3 separate regions of the Homo sapiens genome follow, and all the other regions are linked to region 1. Evidence: chromatin loops called from intact Hi-C (ENCODE). Cell type or tissue: heart right ventricle. All regions are shown on one strand. Each heading gives the region's core, and the rest is flanking DNA. Links, peaks and the distances in the headings are about the cores only.

What was found. Peaks named below come from ENCODE experiments on the same cell type or tissue, not always from the same donor. Only the 100,000 strongest peaks of a DNase experiment are listed, where the experiment ranks them.
Region 2: it touches region 1 in a loop (4-fold over the local background); 8 of 110 quality-filtered maps call a loop at or near these places.
Region 3: a loop joins it to region 1, with 2.9 times the contacts of the local background. A loop is called at or near these places in 8 of 110 quality-filtered maps.

The regions. Positions count from the first base shown.
Region 1 is chr1:229,367,793-229,373,855 of GRCh38, reverse strand. No RefSeq gene overlaps it. Among named protein-coding and RNA genes, the nearest start is that of CCSAP, 28 kb to the right of the region's middle. RefSeq lists a silencer at 3,988-4,188. In heart right ventricle, for the core only: a CTCF peak has its summit at 3,063; a DNase peak (open chromatin) is centred at 2,995; H3K27ac peaks cover 681 bases.
Region 2 is chr1:229,479,248-229,485,310 of GRCh38, reverse strand. NUP133 (nucleoporin 133) reads left to right here. Exons shown (of 26, transcript NM_018230.3): 12 at 1,166-1,257. Among named protein-coding and RNA genes, the nearest start is that of NUP133, 26 kb to the left of the region's middle. RefSeq lists an enhancer at 5,457-5,506. In heart right ventricle, for the core only: CTCF peaks have their summits at 2,946 and 3,152 (motif pointing right); no DNase peak of the experiment used is centred there; H3K27ac peaks cover 1,119 bases.
Region 3 is chr1:229,450,226-229,456,288 of GRCh38, reverse strand. NUP133 (nucleoporin 133) reads left to right here. Exons shown (of 26, transcript NM_018230.3): 22 at 3,646-3,764; 23 at 5,684-5,764. Among named protein-coding and RNA genes, the nearest start is that of ACTA1, 19 kb to the right of the region's middle. In heart right ventricle, for the core only: a CTCF peak has its summit at 2,856 (motif pointing right); no DNase peak of the experiment used is centred there.

The DNA of each region.
Region 1 (6,063 bases), core at 613-5,612:
TTTTTTGAGTCAGGGTCTTGGCTGGACACAGTGGCTCACACCTGTAATCCTAGCACTTTAGGAGGCCAAGGCAGGTGGACCACTTGAGCTCCAGAGTTCGAGATCAGCCTGGGCAACATGGAGAAACCCCATCTCTACAAAAACAAAAACAAAACAAAACAAAAAAGAGTCAGGGTCTTGCTGTGTTGCCCAGGCAAGACTCGAACTCCTGACCTCAGGCAATCCTCCAGGCTCAGCCTCCTGAGTAGCTGAAACTACCAGCTCATGCCCACCACGCCCGGCTCACAGTCCAACTCTTAGGGTTGGAGTTGAGGGTGAGGGGCAGACACAGGGAAGGTATTTTCATGGATTCCTGAGGTGAGTTTGGAAACCAAGATCCTTACATAGGTAGGTGATAATCATGATTTAAAGTGTAGCTGGGGCAGAGCGGGAGGAAGTGGATGGGGTCGGGGTCAGCCTGAGAGACCAAGCCGGCTCACACATGCAGCTGGGATCCCCGTGGACACCAGGTGGTGGATCCCTGTCTCTCTGGCAGGAGGTTCTGCTGTGTATTATCCAGTTGTCCCACTGTAGGCAGGAGAGAATTTCCAGCCTCTTCTTTAGAAATCAACACTCTTCCTCCCAAGAGGGAGGTGACTCCTTGGTTTTGTACTGTTCTGTGGGGACCTGAAGCCCAGACTGTGTCAGTATACTTACTACTCTTCCTGTAAGCCTGGGCTTACCCCAACCCCACCCCACAGCACTCCTCAGACAGGGAGAGGGACAAGGGATCACAGAACCCTGGGTGGCCTCATCCTTCCTGGGGGCTTCTATCAGGCTCCCCACCTTGCTCTGACCCAGCTGCACCCTCACTTCTTGTGGACCTGCAGGTGGGCAGCACAAACTGAACCCTGGCTCCGCTACCCTCTTGCTGCTGAGCCTTGGCCCTCAAGCCCTGAGCTCTGGTGTGCATGCTCCCTGGGCAGAGAACACTGCTCAGTGGCCTAGGAATACAATGCGTCTGGGATGTGGTAAGCAGTTAAGTATTGATAAGGGCATCAGTGTGGTGGTGTCCTGCAGGAGAAAATCAATCCTTAGAGCAGCATTGCCCTGAGCTCACACTCCTGATCATGCAGAGTGCTAAGTAGATGGGTCAGCATCTTGGATGCCTTAGCTCTGCAATTTGGTTGTGTAAAGGAAAAAAGAAGATCTCAGGACCTCCCAAACTTAGGCAAAAGTGAAGATTAAGCCCTGAGGCCAAGTCATTGCAACATCCTCTTCCAAATGAACAGCAGTTACTGACATTAGGCATCAGTCCCCATGGAAAGGTAAAGGGAAGGCCTTAGGCATCTGTGAAGGACCAGAAGGGCTCCACCTCTACAGATCATTCATAAAGGAGTTATTTCCTGGCCTCCCATAAAAGAGGACATGCCAGTTGTAACTTGAGGCCTACAAGCCAAGTCTAGCTCCTAAAATGAGTCTGTTCCTTCCATACTGAGAATGTGGATTACATGCTTAACTTCCCAGGTGCAGAACAAAGTCAAGAGTCCTTCCTCCACCTTCCCTTCCTCCACCTTCCATGCACAATTGACTCTTCCTTTACTCTCTTTTTTCTCTTATGTAAAAATGTAGATTTACTAGGCACTAACTAAAGTCTCACAAGAATATATTAAGTTGGGGCAAACTAATTGTGGTTTTTGCCATTACGTGTAATTTTGCACCAACCTAACTATAAAACTATTCCCACTTGTCTGCCCCTCTTCCTACACGCCTGCCCCTACCCTCCTTTAAGTAAATGTATAAATACAAAACTTCCTGAAAGCCTCTTTGGAAAAACAGCCACAGATGTGTCTGTGGCTTGTGTTTTTCCAGATGTTCCCTAAAGTGGCTGAATAAACCTACGCCTCAGTCCCTCATTTCGGTTGTCAGGTGACATGTGTTGTGTTTCAAACCACAGCCCTTGGTGTTCTACAAGCTGTGGATGGACACCGTCTGCCCGGGTTTAGGTGGAATACCACCAGGTAAGGATGTTTGCTCTCTGAATCACTTCTGCCGGGCACTCTCCAAGTAGATTCCATTCCTATTTCTCAGGACAAGCTGGATCTAGTCCTCCGTCAGTAGTTGTGAGAAGATGCTGTTGAGTTCTCCACTGAGGTGTTGTGAGAGGACTGGGCTGAATGTAATGGCAAATCAGAAAGCTTAGAAAGGGGCCAGACACAGTGGCTCATGCCTGTAATCCCAGCACTTTGGGAGGTCAAGGTGGGTGGATCACTTGAGGTCAGGTGTTCGAGACCAGCCTGGCCAACATGGCAAAACCCCATCTTTACTAAAAAAAAAAAAAAATACAAAAATTAGCCAGGTGTGGTGGCACATACCTGTACTTCCGGCTACTTGGGAGGCTGAGGCAGGAGACTCGCTTGAACCCAGGAGGTGGAGGTTGCAGTGAGCCCAGATCGCACCACTGCACTCCAGCCTGGGTGACAGAATGAGACTCCGTATCCAAAAAAAGAAAAGAAAAAGAAAAAAGAAAGAAAGCTTAGAAAGGGTTTCCAGCTTCTCAAACAAATTAGGTCATCAGTGTCTTTAGGAACTAAGTCATATATTAATATTCTATTTTGCATCTCAATTCTTTACATCTCCCCCTCAAACTTAGTTCCCCAACCTCTAAGGAATTTTTCCATCACATGCTGAATAATCCGTTGTTGTCATAAAACCCCAAATCCGAATCCCAAAGGAAATTAATCTGAAAATCCTTGATTCTGTAAAGGGCTTGGTTTGCTACTTTCATTTCATGCAAACTGCCTGCCGAAAAAGAACTGTAAAATTTCTCTCCTTTCTTATCCAGTGAGTGCCCTTTTTTGTGTGTGTGCAGGAAGGCTCCTAAGCCACTGCAGAGAAGTGGGGAGCTATTTATAAATGCGGCACACGATGATGCTGGGCTCGGCAAGTGCATCACCCAGAACTGGATGTTTAGGGGGAGGACATGGTATCATTTACCCTCTAATCTGCCCTGGCCTGCTGCCCAGGGAATGCCATCTGAGCCCTTGAGGGAGCCCCATGGGGAAGTTCAGTCCCTGAGGACCCCAGCTGGTTGGTTTGAAAATGTCTGCAGCTGTAACTTGCACCGGGCGTGGAGAACTCACTGGCACTCAATATTCTGTGTCAATTCATACCCCCAGAGAAGTTTTCATGAGTTACGATGGAGACCGGAGTTTCCCACAGCCCCAGCATCCTGAGCTGTCCTCTGAGGTAACAGCAGAGTGCAGGGCAGAGTGAGATATTTTAACCAAGCTGCAGACTCCAAGCCCAGATGATCTAGAACTGGGCTTTCCGATGGTGCTCCGTGCTCCTGGATATAATTTGAAACTTTTTTTTTAATGATTTTTAATGCATCACAGGGAATGGTAGAAGTACCAAAAAGATTAGAATCGTGTAGGCATCTCTTTATTTTTTTGAAAAGGAAAATAGAGTAGATCATAAGAAACTGTCGGGTTGCTTGACATAGCTTCCTGAAAACTCCTGGGGTTGATTGCTGAGCATATGATTTATGAACATTAGGAAGAAATACAGAGATTGCCAGGAATCTGTGCTAGTTCAGAAGAGCAGGTCATGCCAAACTCACACTGTTCCTTGTTTAGAGGGTGGTACTTGGTTCATACCTCGGAATAATCCCATAGAAAGCATATTTTAACATTTTATACAGCATTTGACATAAAATCCCATGTATAAAATAAAGAACTATGGTCTGGGTGGTAGCACAATTGGATAGGTAAAAGAACAACTACAGTAAATAACCTGCACTGTCCCAATTACTCTGATTTGCTCATTACACATTGTACACATGTATCAAAATATTACATGTATCCCCAAAATATATACATCTATGATATATCAATTTTAAAAATAAAAAATAAAATAAGAGAGGAGAAAACCCTTGAAGGCAAGAACATGGGTCATATTTAAGGATCTCTTGATGTGGTTGCATAAGAGATTTTAGTTTGGGGTAGGTTAAATTTTAATCACTACATTCCCTTCCAACCACAGAACATCTATTCACAATGTAAATTTAAAAGGAGAAAACCACCTTGGGACTTTCAAAAATACTGCAATGTGGTTAGAATCCTAGAGTTCTCAAGATTTAAATATGTCTACCCCATATGTCATTTCCACATTCCTTTTTGAAGATTTGCTGTATTTTTATTTCTCACTAAATTTGCATGGGGGCAAGTATAATTATATATATATAATTATATAATACAAGAAAAAAAAACTGGACCAGTATTATCCTGGAGAATGAAGTAGTTAGTCTATTCTTGAATGTCAATGTTCAGAAATATTAATCTTGCTGCCAAATCTGTAAATAATAAAAAACTTATAGGGAAAGCTAGTATGTCAATGACCCAATTCAATTTAGAAGCTTGACAGGCCTGGAATGATGGGCTCAGACCAATAAGTCAAAAGCCAGCCCAGAGAAATGTCAAGTTTGGATTCAGATTTTTAACCATGGGGGAAACATCGTGGCAATTCACGTGAAAAAGAACTGGGGAGTCAAAATTAAAGAAACTTTTTTTTTTTTGAGACAGGTTTTCACTCTGTCACCCAGGCTGGAGTGCAGTGGTGCCATCACGTCTCACTGCAGCCTTGACCTCCTGGGCTCAAGGGATCCTTACACCTCAGCCTCCTGAGTAGTTGGGACTACAGGGGTGCACCACCATGCCTAGTAAACTTTTAAAATATTTTTGGTAGAGATGAGGTTTTGCCGTGTTGCCCAGGCTGGTCTCAAACTCCTGGGCTCAAGTGATCCTCCTGCCTTGGCCTCTTGGAGTGCTGAGATTACAGGCATGAGCTACCACGCCAAGCCAGAAACTTTTTAATGTTTAAAACATATGTATGTTTTTAGTTTTTTACTTTAAGAAAACCAACAAAATGCATATTATAAAAATCAGGAAAAAATAAAGAAGCGGTATAGAAGAAAATGCCCATATTCCCACCAAGGAGAAGCCATTTGTAAAGAAGCAAAGATGAGGCTGGGGAGGTGAGGAGTGAGCTTGGCCAGGGCTCAGGGGCATGGATTTGGTTTCTGAGGTTCCATTTCCTCATCGCTAATGCAAAGGGTTTGACTTGATGGTCTGTTAGGACCCTTCTCATGTTAGGATTGAATGACTTACTGATAGGATATGGCTGTCTCCAACAGCTGAAAGGCTCTGAGGCTATCAAAGGAAGCAGATTGAGCAATGCTGTTCTGAATTCCACAAGATGAAACCCCATCAGTGGGTGAGGTGACACTTAAGTAAACCAAGAAAACTTTACTCTCTATTTCCGAAACTAGAGAGGGCTACTTGTGCTATGGTTTGAATATGGTTTGTGTGGCCTTGCCAAGGCTCAGGTTGAAATTTAATCCCAGTGTTGGAGGTGGGGCCTGGTGGGAGGTATTCATGATCATGTTGGTGCATCTCTCCTCACAGTAATGAGTGAACTTTCCTTCTACCAGTTCCCACGAGAGTTTCCCTGAGAGCAAATTGTTAAAAAGAGCCTGGCACCTCCCTTCTCTATCTCTTGCTCCCCTTCTCTCACCTTATGACCACTGTTTCCCTTTACCTCTCACCACGAATAGCAGCAGCCTGAAGCCCTCCCCAGAAGCAGATCCTGGCACCATGCTTATTGTACAGCAAGCAGAACTGTGAGCCAAATAAAATAAACCTCTTTTCTTTATAAATTACCCAGTCTCAGGTCTTTCTTTATAACAACGCAAACTGACTAAGACAACTTGTCAAGTGTCAAGTACACTAATATGGGGTAAACCAATGATCACCTGTCACTTTCAGTTTGGCTAAGAGAAGATTTCTTTTTTTAGACAGAGTTTCGCTCTTGTTGTCCAGGCTGGAGCGCAATGGCATTATCTCGGCTTACTGCAACCTCCGCCTCCCAGGTTCAAGCAATTCTCCTGCCTCAGCCTCCCTAGTAGCTGGGATTACAGGCATGTGCCACCACGCCTGGCTAATTTTGTGTTTTTAGTAGAGACGGGGTCTCTCCATGTTGGTCAGGCTGGTCTCGAACTCCCGACCTCAGGTGATCCGCCCACCT
Region 2 (6,063 bases), core at 346-5,345, 110 kb before region 1:
CTCAAATCCTCAGGACCTGTCCTCTGCACCATGCATAGGTGGCCTCATCTCCTGTCAGCGGGGCCATTTCCCATTCCTTCTGCTTTCTATCTTCCTTTGTTGTAGTTAGTATCACAGATATTTCCAAGGAGCTTGTATTTCTGTTTCTTTTTATTCTGGGATGATTTTTTGAGAGGAATAGCCAGGTAAAAATTACCAATTTTATTCTGTTGTCTTGAAACCTGAAATATCCTATCCATAAGATTTTTATCATTCTTTTACAGAAGACTAAAAATAATTAATACTGTTTGGGGTAATTTCCATTTGAATAGTGTATGAAATATATAGACTACCTCTGTAATTCAAATTAAAGTGATTAAGTGTAGTTTTAAAGGAAAGAAACAATTTTTAACTTTTTTTTCTTTTCACAAAAGGGATTAATACCTTGCATTTTGTATTTTGTAATTATACAAAATTATACAAAGTACAAAATACCTTGTATTTTGTAATTAATACGATTACAAAAAAGGATTAATATCTATTTTGTAATTGTATGGTTATTATAATACTGTTATACATTCTGAAGCAATTTTATAGTATTCCATTTCTTTAAAATTTTTCTAAACCGTTGTTTAAATTTGTAATCAACCATTATGCTTAGGTAGTATACACTGTGATGAGTCGTGTAAGAGCAAACCTATAAAAAGATTCTGTTAATTATGATGAAATGTCCAAATTATTTTACTTACAACATAATCCCTGAATTACCTGTACCTTTTCTGTATGACTTTGGTTGATCATTTGATGCTATTTATAGTGTTTCAATAAGTATATGAATAATTGGTATGGACCAAGCTTGTCCAACCCACAACCCATGGGCTGCATGCGGCCCAGGATGGCTTTGAATGCAGCCCAACACAAATTCGTAAACTTGCTTGAAACATAAATTTTTTTTTTTTTAACTCATCAGCTATCATTAATGTTAGTGTATTTTATGTGTGGGCCAAGACGATTCTTCCAGTGTGGCCCAAGGAAGCCAAAAGATTGGACACCCCTGGTACAGACAATACGGCAAACAGCTCGTGTATATGCGGAGTTGCTATCATAGGATGGGTGCAGTTTTTAGTCCAATAATTAAGAATATTCAGATGCCTTTACCTCTAAACTATACTTTGTTATTTTGCAGAGTATGATTTTTGAGACCACTACAAAGAATGAAACTATAGCCCAGGAAGATAAAATCAAGTTGCTGAAAGCTGCCTTTCTGCAATACTGCAGGTATAACATGTTTTTTAAATTATGGATTATTTTATGTGTGAGGATATGTTTTACTGACATGTGCTACTTATTGACTGGTGGGAGCAAGTTGGAGGAATGATGCTATCAAGAGGAGAATGTTTTTTTGAGCTTTAGCACTTTAATAAACTGTTCTTCTGAACTTAGTAGCCATGGGAGGGTTCCAGCTAGCTAGGTTAGGGAAAAAACATGGGCTCTAACATACTCTCTCCACTTCATGAAAAACAATGTACCATTAAAAATGGTGATCATGAAGACATCTTGCAAGGGTCTTTTACGTATAACGTTAAGGTGCAAATAAGTTGCTTACAAAGTTTTTTTTTTTTTTTTTTTTTTTTTGAGACACTCCGTCGCCCAGGCTAGAGTGCAGTGGCGCGATCTTGGCTCACTGCAAACTCCGCCTCCCGGGTTCAAGCGATTCTCCTGCCTCAGCCTCCCAAGTAGCTGGGACTGCAGGCGTGTACCACTACACCTAGCTAATTTTTTTATTTTTAGTAGAGATGGAGTTTCACCATGTTGGCCAGGCTAGTCTCAAACTCCTGATTTTAGGCTGACTCCTAAAGTGCTGGGATTACAGGCGTGAGCCACCACTTCCAGCCGCATGCAAAGTTTTATTGGTAATATTAAAGAATTATGGCCTGGTGTGGTGGCTCACACCTGTAATTCCAGCACTTTGGGAGGCTGAGGCAGAAGGATCTCTTGAGCCCGGAAGTTCGAGACCAGTCTGGACAACATAGACCTCATCTCTACAAAGAAAAATTTTAAAAATAATTAGCCGGGCATGGTGATGCACGCCTCTAGTCCCAGCTACTCAGAGGCTGAGTTGGGAGGATCATATGAGCCCGGGAGGCCAAGTCTACTGTGAGCCATAATCACACCACTGCATTCTAGCCTGAGTGACAGATCAAGTCCCTGTCTCAAAAAAAGCAAAAGAATTAGACCTGGCCTATTAGTTGAGTTTTGCTTTACGCAAAATCACCACAAACCTTAGTGACTCATTTAACATAGCTGACAATTCTGCAGTTTGACTGTTGGGGCTGGACTCGGGGCAGTTTTACTTTTCGGAGTAGGCTCACTCATTTTGGTCTGCAGCTGGGCTGGCTGCTCTTTACCGTACTCACATTTCTGGGCCATAGGCTGGCCAGCTCGCTCTCTATTCCTGTGATGTCTCCTCAACTAGCAGGCTGCCCTGGGCTTATTCATGTATCACAGGGTTCTAGAGTGGCAAGAGAACAAGTGTCAGTGCACACTCTTTAAGTCTTTGCTTGGATGGCGTTTGCTAGTGTCCTGTTGGCCAGAGCAAGTCCAGCTGTAGTGAGAGCGTGCCTAAGCAGATGCGCGTATGGGGTGGGGAGTGATTGTCCTCACTTGGTCACACTTGCTGCTCTAATACTCTTCTGGGTTTAAGGCAAATGCAGATTTCAGTTTATCTTAGACATGTATTCTGCTCATGTATTCTGGTACTTTCCTTAAAAGGTATGGCAAATTCACATTTGAATAAATACTCAGGAAAATGGTGATCCAGCCCCCCTGCTCTGCCCCTTGTTAGCTGTGGGAAACTTTGGACAGATGCTGAACATTTCTGCCATTGTGTTTCTGTTTCTTCCTTTTCGAAGTATTGAGTGGGGTGGGAGTTAGCATGGCTAAAGGATCATTAGTTTATCGTCAGATCTTTGTTTTGAAGGAATATACTGAGTGTACTACCTTCATTTCCCCCAGTTCTGAGCCCATGGTTCCATAATCCCACTCATACTGGTGTCTGATGCATAGCGGCTCACTCACAGAGACAACAGATTCCAAAGTGCTTTTACAGTTCTAACATTCTGTACCTCGTGATCTACTGAGCTTAGTTTGTCACCAGAAGGGGGCACCATTAGGCAAGTTTTTTGTTTCTGTTTAAAATTATATTCTTTTAATCTTGTTCTTTTACATGGTTCAGTCTTCAAAAATCTCAGTTGAAGTACTGTGTTTTTATCTTTCACAAGTTTATCCTGTAATTAAAATTCTGTCACATTTGTGGCATCTCAAAATGTAAATGATAATGCAGCAAGTGACCAGTCATTAGATTTGTTTCCTGTGGCTGCCATAACAAATCACCACAAGCCAGGAGCTTCAAACAACGCAAGTGTCTTCTCTCACAGTTCTGGAGGCCAGAAGTCTGAGAGCGAGGCATGAGCAGGGCCCTCCCTCTGAAAGCTCTGAGAAAGGATCTGTCTTCACCTCTCTCAGCTCCGGGTGGCTGCTAGCAATCCTTGGTTTGTAGATGTGTCACTCCAGTTTCTGCCTCCATTGTCACGTAGCTGTCCTCACATTCACATGGCCTTTTTTTTTTTTTTTGAGACAGAGTCTCACTCTGTCATCCAGGCCAGAGTGCAGTGGTGTGATCTCGGCTCACTGCAACCTCTGCCTCCCTGGTTCAAGCAATTCTTCTGCCTCAGCCTCCCAAGCAGCAGGTGCACACTGCCATGCCCGGCTAATTTTTTGAATTTTTAATAGAGACGAGGTTTCACCATGTTGGCCAGGCTGGGCTCAAACTCCTGGACTCAAGATCCACCCACCACAGCCTCCCAGAGTGCTGGGATTACAGGTGTGAGCCACCATGCCCAGCCCACGTGGCCTTCTTATAAGGACATCAGTCATTGGATTTAGACTCATCATAATTTAACAAATTGTATCTGCAAAAACCTTATTTCCAAATAAGGTTGCATTTTGAGGCACTGGGTAGATATGAATTTGTGGGAGACACTATTCAACCTGGTGTAGTCATCTTAAGATGTTTTACAGGGGAAAATTATTAGGCACAAGAAGGGACCCCTGATCTAAGTCCTGAGCAAGCAGTACCCTCAGGAACAGTGTCATGGGCCCTGTAGCACAGCTGTGCTGAACTCATCCTGCCCAACATGGGTGAAGTACTATGGACTTAATAAGGGATGATTTCTGGGGGAGTGTCAGCTAGCTCTCTTAAAGATGTAGACTCCTTACAAACAGAATTGTGGTGCCTTTAAAGCTGGATTTCTCAACCCCATTAACATTGTCATTTGAGGCCGGGTGTGATGGTTCACACCTGTAATCCCAGTACTTTGGAGGCCAAGGCAGGCAGATCATTTGAGATCAGGACTTCGAGACCAGCCTGACCAACATGGTGAAACCTTGTCTCTTCTTAAAAAAAAAAAAAAAAAAAAATAGCTGGGTGTGGTGGCACATGCCTGTAATCTCAGCTACTCAGGAGACTGAGGCAGGAGAATCGCTTGAACCCAGGTGGCGGAGGTTGTAGTGAGCCGAGATCCCGTCACCGCACTCCAGCGGTGCATTGTAAGCTGTTTAACAGCATCACCAGCCACTTCCTGCTAGATGCCATTAGCACCCTTTCCCCCAACTTGTGATGCCCAAAGTTATCGTCAGACATTGCCAGATGGCCCCTGGGGTCACAATTGGTAGATAACACTTTTAAGTGTGACTGTCTGTTTAATCTTTTGCTAAGGTAATATTACTGTTTTTATAGCATCATTTCTTTGAAATTGATTTTTATGTTATTTTGGTTTTCATTTTATTTAGCCCAAAAAACACTAAATCTTTTGTTCATGAGAGTTTTGGGGAACTTTTTCTGTAATTTTTTATTAAATCTTGCCATAGTCACCTTTGTATTTTCATAACCTGTAGCGTGACTGGGTCACCAGCTTCACCCTGGCCTTTCACGCTTTCAAGAGTTTTTCTGCGTTTCTCCAGTCAGCTGTGTCTCCTGTTCTACCAAGGGACCATGACAGCCCTTTTCCAGTCTCCTCCCACTTCCCTCAGACTTAGCAGAGGACTTAACTTCCTACTTCACAGAGATCACAGAAGCCCTTGATAAGAGCTCCCTGTACCTCCTAGCTTACTAGCTATGAATGTATCTGGATCCCAAATCCTGTTCCTCTTTCCCTCCCAATAAAGTAGGAAGTGTACTCTTCTTCCTATCAGAGACTGCTCTTTGTTTTGAAGGCCACTCTCTCCTGCTTCACTTAAGACTACATCCTTTCAGTTCTCCCTTTCCTCTGTCCTTTGACCTTTCTCGTGCTGGCTCCTTCTCATCAGCAATTAATCATATTTAGTCTGCCATTTGTAAAAAGACCAGTCTTTGACTTTGCGTCCTTTGAGTTACCACCTTATCTGTTTGTTCCTGTTGATGGCTAAACCACCTGAAAGGATGTCTACATTCTCAGTTGTCGACCACATTCCCTCTCTGTCTACTCCCTCGGTGATCTTTTCTCCTCCTTGGCTTCATTTGCTGAAGAAACAGATGTACCATGACCCGGGCCATTATGTGAAAATGGAGAGTGTCCAGCAGCAGTACATATTTCATAGGCACTTGAGTTTCAACGTATCCAAAACCGAGCTTATCTTCTCCAAAGCTTATTCTTCCATCCTTACCCCCTGCTCCAGTGACAAGCACTACCATCTCTTCAGTTCAAAGCAACAACAGAGGAGTCATTCTTATACAGTTGTTCCCCCTTACCCACAGGGGGATATGTCTTAAGACCCCCAGTGGATACCTGAAATTGCATATAGTACTGAATCATATATATACGTTTTTCCTATAGTACCTATGATGAAGTTTAATTTATAAATTGGGCATCCTAAGAGATTAAGAACAATAGTAATAAAACAACCGTAACAATATACAATTGACCTTTGAACAACACGGCTTTGAACTGTGTGGGTCTACATAATATGCAGGCTGTTTTCAACCAAATGCGGATCAAAAATTCACAGCATGTTTTCAACCAAATGCGGATCAGAAATTCACTTGCT
Region 3 (6,063 bases), core at 654-5,653, 82 kb before region 1:
GCTGAGACCATTGAGTTTAGGGGCTAGGGGAACAGGATATTCCCGTGGTTTTGGAGTATCAGTAGACAAATCTAATAGACCCTGTCATCAACCACAAAACAAACCACATTGTGTACCACTCCTGAAGCAATGTACTACCATCACGTGTGTCCTGTTCTTGCCAAAATGTTCACCCTTATTCTAATTACAAGAGAACAATCAGACATAACCTGCTGGTGGGACATTGTATAATACAGTTGCCCTAGACTCTTCAAAAACTTTACCAACATGAAAGACAAAAGACAGGCTGTTTTAGATGAAAGGAACCTAAGAGCCATGACACAGAAGCAAATGCAGAGCGAGATTCTTGATCCTGAATCACCCTCAAAATAACCGTAACAGTTATGGTGAATGTTTTGGAAACAAGTGGGAGAAAGTTTGAACATACTTAGTATTAGATGATATAACTGTATTGATGTTAAATTATATAAGCCTGATAATCGTATTGTGGTTGAATGTCCTTGTTTTTAGGAGATACATGCTGAGTATTTAGAAATGAAATGTCATGATGTCTGCAACCTTCATATGCTGAAAAAAAATTACCTATATACATAGAGAAAGCAAAAGGGACAGAGTGTTAGCAACAGATGACTCTAGCTGGAGGATATAACGTGCACATTGGCATTTTAAAATTTTTTCTGTAGATTTGGACTTTTTCTGTTTTTTATTTTTATTTATTTATTTTCTCTGAGACAGGGTCTCACTCTGTTGCCCAGGCTGGAGCACAGTGGCACAATCATGGCTCACTGCAGCCTCGGACTCCTAGACTCAGGTGATGCTCTTGCTTCAGCCTCCCCAGTAGCTGGGACTACAGGTGCATGCTCCCATGCCCGGCTAATTTTTGTATTTTTTTGTAGAGATGGGGTTTCACCATGTGTACCCAGGCTGGTCTCAAAACTTCTGGGCTCAAGCAGTGTGCCCACCTCGGCCTCCAAAGTGCTGGGATTATAGACATGAGCCACCACACCCAGCCTGGAATTTTTCAAAATAAAAATTGGAGCGGGGAATCTCAGCTATGTGGTTTGGATCAAGTATATGCAGATATGGATATCTGGTTATGTGGCTTATCCACAGAGTCCAGCCTAAGATCTGGGTTTAAATTATACTGCTGTCATTTTTTTCCTTTTGAGGGAGTGGATATAGTAGAAAGAATTGGGATTTCAATATTTTCTCCAGAACTTACTAGCTTTGTGACCTTGGATAGTTAATTTATGCTCCTTCGCCTCAGTTTGTTCATCTATAACAAGGGTAGTTGTAAGGATTGAGGACACTGTCTTGGGAAAAATGGCTTGCATATATTAAGTACTCAATAAATTATAGGTATTAGCCCCTTTTATTAAAATTATTTTTTACTGTTTGGGATAATCTTCCTTCAATCTTTTTATTTTTTGCACTAGTAGCGCCTGTTCTAAAAAAAGTGTGTTTATATTCTATAGGACTGGCTGATAGTCTAAGAGGGGAAGCCATATTTTAGCCTGGCCACCAGAGGTAGATCATGTTAATCAAAGCATTTTAACCAAGGCTTTCCTGTTTCTTCTTTCTCCCTGCTTTGCATTTGATCACTTCTTAGCTTTTATTTCTTAACGCGATGGGAACATTTGCAGGTCTCAGTGATTCTACAGACTGTTAGCACAATGTGTCTAATCGGAGGGGATAGACTTTTTAAAAATAACTCTTCTGGTAGTTAAATAATTCCTCATGGAAAATGTGTAAATTATAGAAAAAATTCAATAGGAAAAATAAGTTGTCTGTAGTCCTACCTCCCCGGAGATAGCCACTGGTACTGTTTTGTGGGTTTCCTCCCAGTCTGATTTTCTAGGTACAGAAATGGACAAAAGTGTTCCATTTAATTTTTCCAAAACCAGGATCACGGGGAATGCTGCCAGTATTTGAGCGAAAGTATCTGTGTTTTGGTCACTGTTTTGCTGTGAATGCTGTGTTTATGAGGCTGCCTAGCAGTTTTCACCCTTTCCTGCAACTCAGCACATTCCCTGGGGCGGAGTCAGGTCATGGGCTGCAACCTGGAGAGTTTATGGCAAACAGAAGCCCCTGTTACCTCATCCAATGGAGATAACCCTTGCTGCCTAGGAGATGTGCTGTATATTCTTCCAGGTCTTGTTTTTCTTGATAGACTCATGGTAGCTTTTACATCATTTCCATTTGCGAATGAAACTCAGTTGACCCTTGAACAACATGAGCTTGAACTGCATGGGTCCACTTACATGCAGATTATTTTCAATCAATATATTTCGGAGATTTTCAACAACATGAAAACACTCATAGATATACACCATGTATAACTGTGTAGCCTAGATATACCAAAAAAAAATTAAGAAAAAGACAGGTTATGAATACATAAAACATATGTAGTCTATTTTATCATTTACTACCATAGAACATACACAGGTCTGTTATAAAAAGTTAAAATTTATCAACACACAAACACAGACCTCACATAGCACCATTCACAGTGGAGGCAAATGTAAACAATGTAAATAGGCAGCATTAAATCACAGAATTAACTAATACATACTGTACTTACTGTAATAATTTCATAGCCACCTCCTATTGCTATTGTGGGCAAGTGTCCGCTTGCTGAAGTGTTAACAGTATTCAATTAAAACCCCAATTAAAGTGATGATCCAGTTAAAATGATTCTGATCATCTCTGTTTGAGAAGTTTGTCTACACCCCAGTAAATTGCCTATTGCAGCAAAAAGTAAATTTCCTATTGCAGTAAGAAGTGATTTCTCATAGTTCTCGAGTATTTTTTCCTGTGTTTAATGCAATACCATAAACCTTAAATAACACCTTGAGACTCATATGAAGTGCCACTAGGTGATGCTAGACATGCTCCCAAGAAGCCTAGGAAAGTCGTGACATTACAAGAAGTGGAATTGCTTGATATGCACCACAGACTGAGGTCTGCAGTTTTGGCTATCCCCATTTCAATATAAATTAGTCTAGCTTAATGACCATTATTTTTTAAAAAATGGAAATTTGTGAAGCTGGCAGCAGCAGTTAAGCTTTTGGGGAGTCGAAAGTTACCCTCCCAACACTTTGGGAGGCTAGAACAGGAGGATCACTCAAGCCCAAGAGTTTGAGACCAGCCTGGGCAGCATAGCAAGACCCCATCTCTTTAAAAAGTTATGCTGGGATTTTTGACAGCACGGGAGCTTAGTGGCCCATCCCCCTTGTTATTCAAGGGCCAACTATATACTATAAATTCTAGTGGGAAAAATTTTACTGAATTATAAAATATGATGGAGAGATCTCCACACTTAGGAAGCTTATACCTCATGAAATAGCTATCTGCTCTCCAACTTCTTCAAGCATTGAACGTATTTCCTTACTTGTTCTCTTCCCTCCTATTTCTCGTTGCTGTGATAATTCTTAGGACTTTGATCAAACCATGGATATGTTGTAAACATAACCGGCAATCAAGAATAAGAATTAAAAGCATTCTGAGATCATTGAATAAAGATAGGTTTACCTCTGGAGCTATTTTTTTCTTTTAAAATTCAGATTTGTTTTATGACAGCAAAAATGAGAGCAAAAGTCAAATTTCATCATATTCTCTTTCCCTCCCTCTCATCTTGAATACTAGAAATGGCTGAGCAGGAGCGCTTTCTACTGCATCAGGAGACCCTACCTGAACAGCTGCTGGCGGAGAAACAGCTAAATCTCAGTGCGATGCCAGTATTGACTGCACCACAACTCATTGGTGTATGTGCTTTTCAAATCCTTAACGCTATTTCTTAAACTCAAAACCTTTTTGGTGTTTGTTGGGCCATGTAGTATAGTTCCTAAGAGGAGTTATTGTTCTACTGCCTACCTTCCAGAAAACTCCCCTAGAAAAACGTTGTTTGAAGCTGTTTGGGAACAGAAAGCTAATTAGAGAAAAATTAATCAGCATCTGCCTCCCCATACACCTCCACCTAAAGGTGCTTTATCTAGGTGACCAGGAGAAATTACTTATATTTTGCTTTTCTAGTATAGGACAAATAAGTACCATGAGATAACTTTATTTCCCCCACAAAATTACTTTTCAAGCTCTTCTATAAGAAAAAATGGATTAAGGAACTCAGTTTACATGGTCTAGCAGTTCTGTCCTTACCCCTTTCCTCTGCAACCCAACACATCCCCGAGGGCAGAGCCAGAATACGGACTGCAGTCTAGAGAAGAAGCATCTCTTTGCCAGAGTGATGTAGGATCACCTTAAATGTGTTCTATCTATATGAAAAGGCAAACAATTAAAATACATTAGCATTTTAGCCATTATTAGTAACAGATTTCCTGTTATAACTGAATTTACAACAGCCTCTCCTGATAGAATATATATTTAATTTGGAAATGGAAGTTACTCTCTATTGTAACTCACTATTGAGTATCACTAAGAAAAAAGTAGTGCCGATTTTACTCTAATGCATTATTAATTTTAATACCACAGTCCAATTTCAGAGATGGTGGAGTAAAAAGGATGTTCAAGAACAACAAAATAAAACTATTATCTTTTGAGTGCTGTAAGACAATGAACACAAGCAGATAGCTTTTTTTCTGAAATGGTCTGAGTATTGTTGCTATTAAAGGATTACACATACAATTTTTAAAAAATGAAATTATAGTTTTTGGGAAAGGAAGATGGGAAAAATTCAAATTGATATTTTTAATAAGGCAAGTATTTTTCTGACCATAAAAATTACAGGAAATTTGAAGAATACAGAAATGAGTATGCAGTCAGCTGTAATCTAACCAGGGATAAGTGTTGGTAACATGTTGATGTGTTTTTTTATTAAGTGAATATAGATCAACTGTACACTTTATTGTAGGTCTCAATTTTTTTTTAGAGACAAGATCTTGGTATTGCTCGGGCTGTCAGGCTGGAGTGCAGTGGCCCTGTCACAGCTCACTGCAGCCTTGACCTCCCAAGCTCAGGTGACCCTCCTACCTCAGCCTCTGGAGTAGCTGGGACCACAGGTGTGCACCACTGTACCCAGCTAATTTTTATACTTTTTGTAGAGACGAGGTTTCTCCATGTTGCCCAGGCTGGTCTCGAACTCCTGTTCTCAAGGAATCTGCCTGCCTCGGCCTCCCAAAGAGCTGGGATTATAGACATGAGCCACTGTGCCGTGCCTAAAATATGCATTTTTTAAAAAGACAGTTTATTTTAAGGTGGATGCAATACAGTTTCCAAATATGAGACTGTTTTTACTATAAAAATACAACTGGCCAGGTGCAGTGGCTCACGCCTAAAATCCCAGCTCTTTGGATGGCCAAGGCAGGCGGATCACTTGAAGTCAGGAGTTTGAGACCAGCCTGGCCAACAGGGTGAAATCTTCTCTACTAAAAATACAAAAATTAGCCAGGTGTGGTGATGGATTCCTGTAATCCCAGCTACTCAGGAGGCTGAGGCAGGAGAATCACTTGAACCTGGGAGGCAGAAGTTTCAGTGAGCTGAGATCGTGCCACTGCAATCCAGCCTGGGTGACAGAGCAAGACTTTGTCTCAAAAAAAACAAACAAACAAACAAACAAAAAACAAACTACAACTTCCTTACAAGACATAATGACTTCTTTTCTCCATAAATGTCTCTAGTATTAGTTACATGATTGTATAATCTTCTACCTTATTTTAACTTGTCATAGCTATATATCTGTGAAGAAAATAGAAGAGCTAATGAATATGATTTCAAGAAAGCTTTGGACTTGTTGGAATATATTGATGAGGTAAGTAAAATTGCTTGAGATGATCTCAGGCAACTGAATACATATATAAAAAGAGGGAGATCCCTCTTTTAGTCAATCATGAAAATGAATTAAGCAAAAAAGACTGTATCTGTGGTTCAACTACCTTTAATCCTTAGAATGTAAACAACTCTTCAGAAAAGCTGTCAAGGTCAAGAGACTCCCTTTTGTGATAATTCTCACACATTCCTGGGTATCTTTTTTTGTGCACAGATAAATACTGCTTTTCAAAGTCCTGAAATATTTTTTTGTCTTTCATTTATTAAGTCATTAGTTTCTGA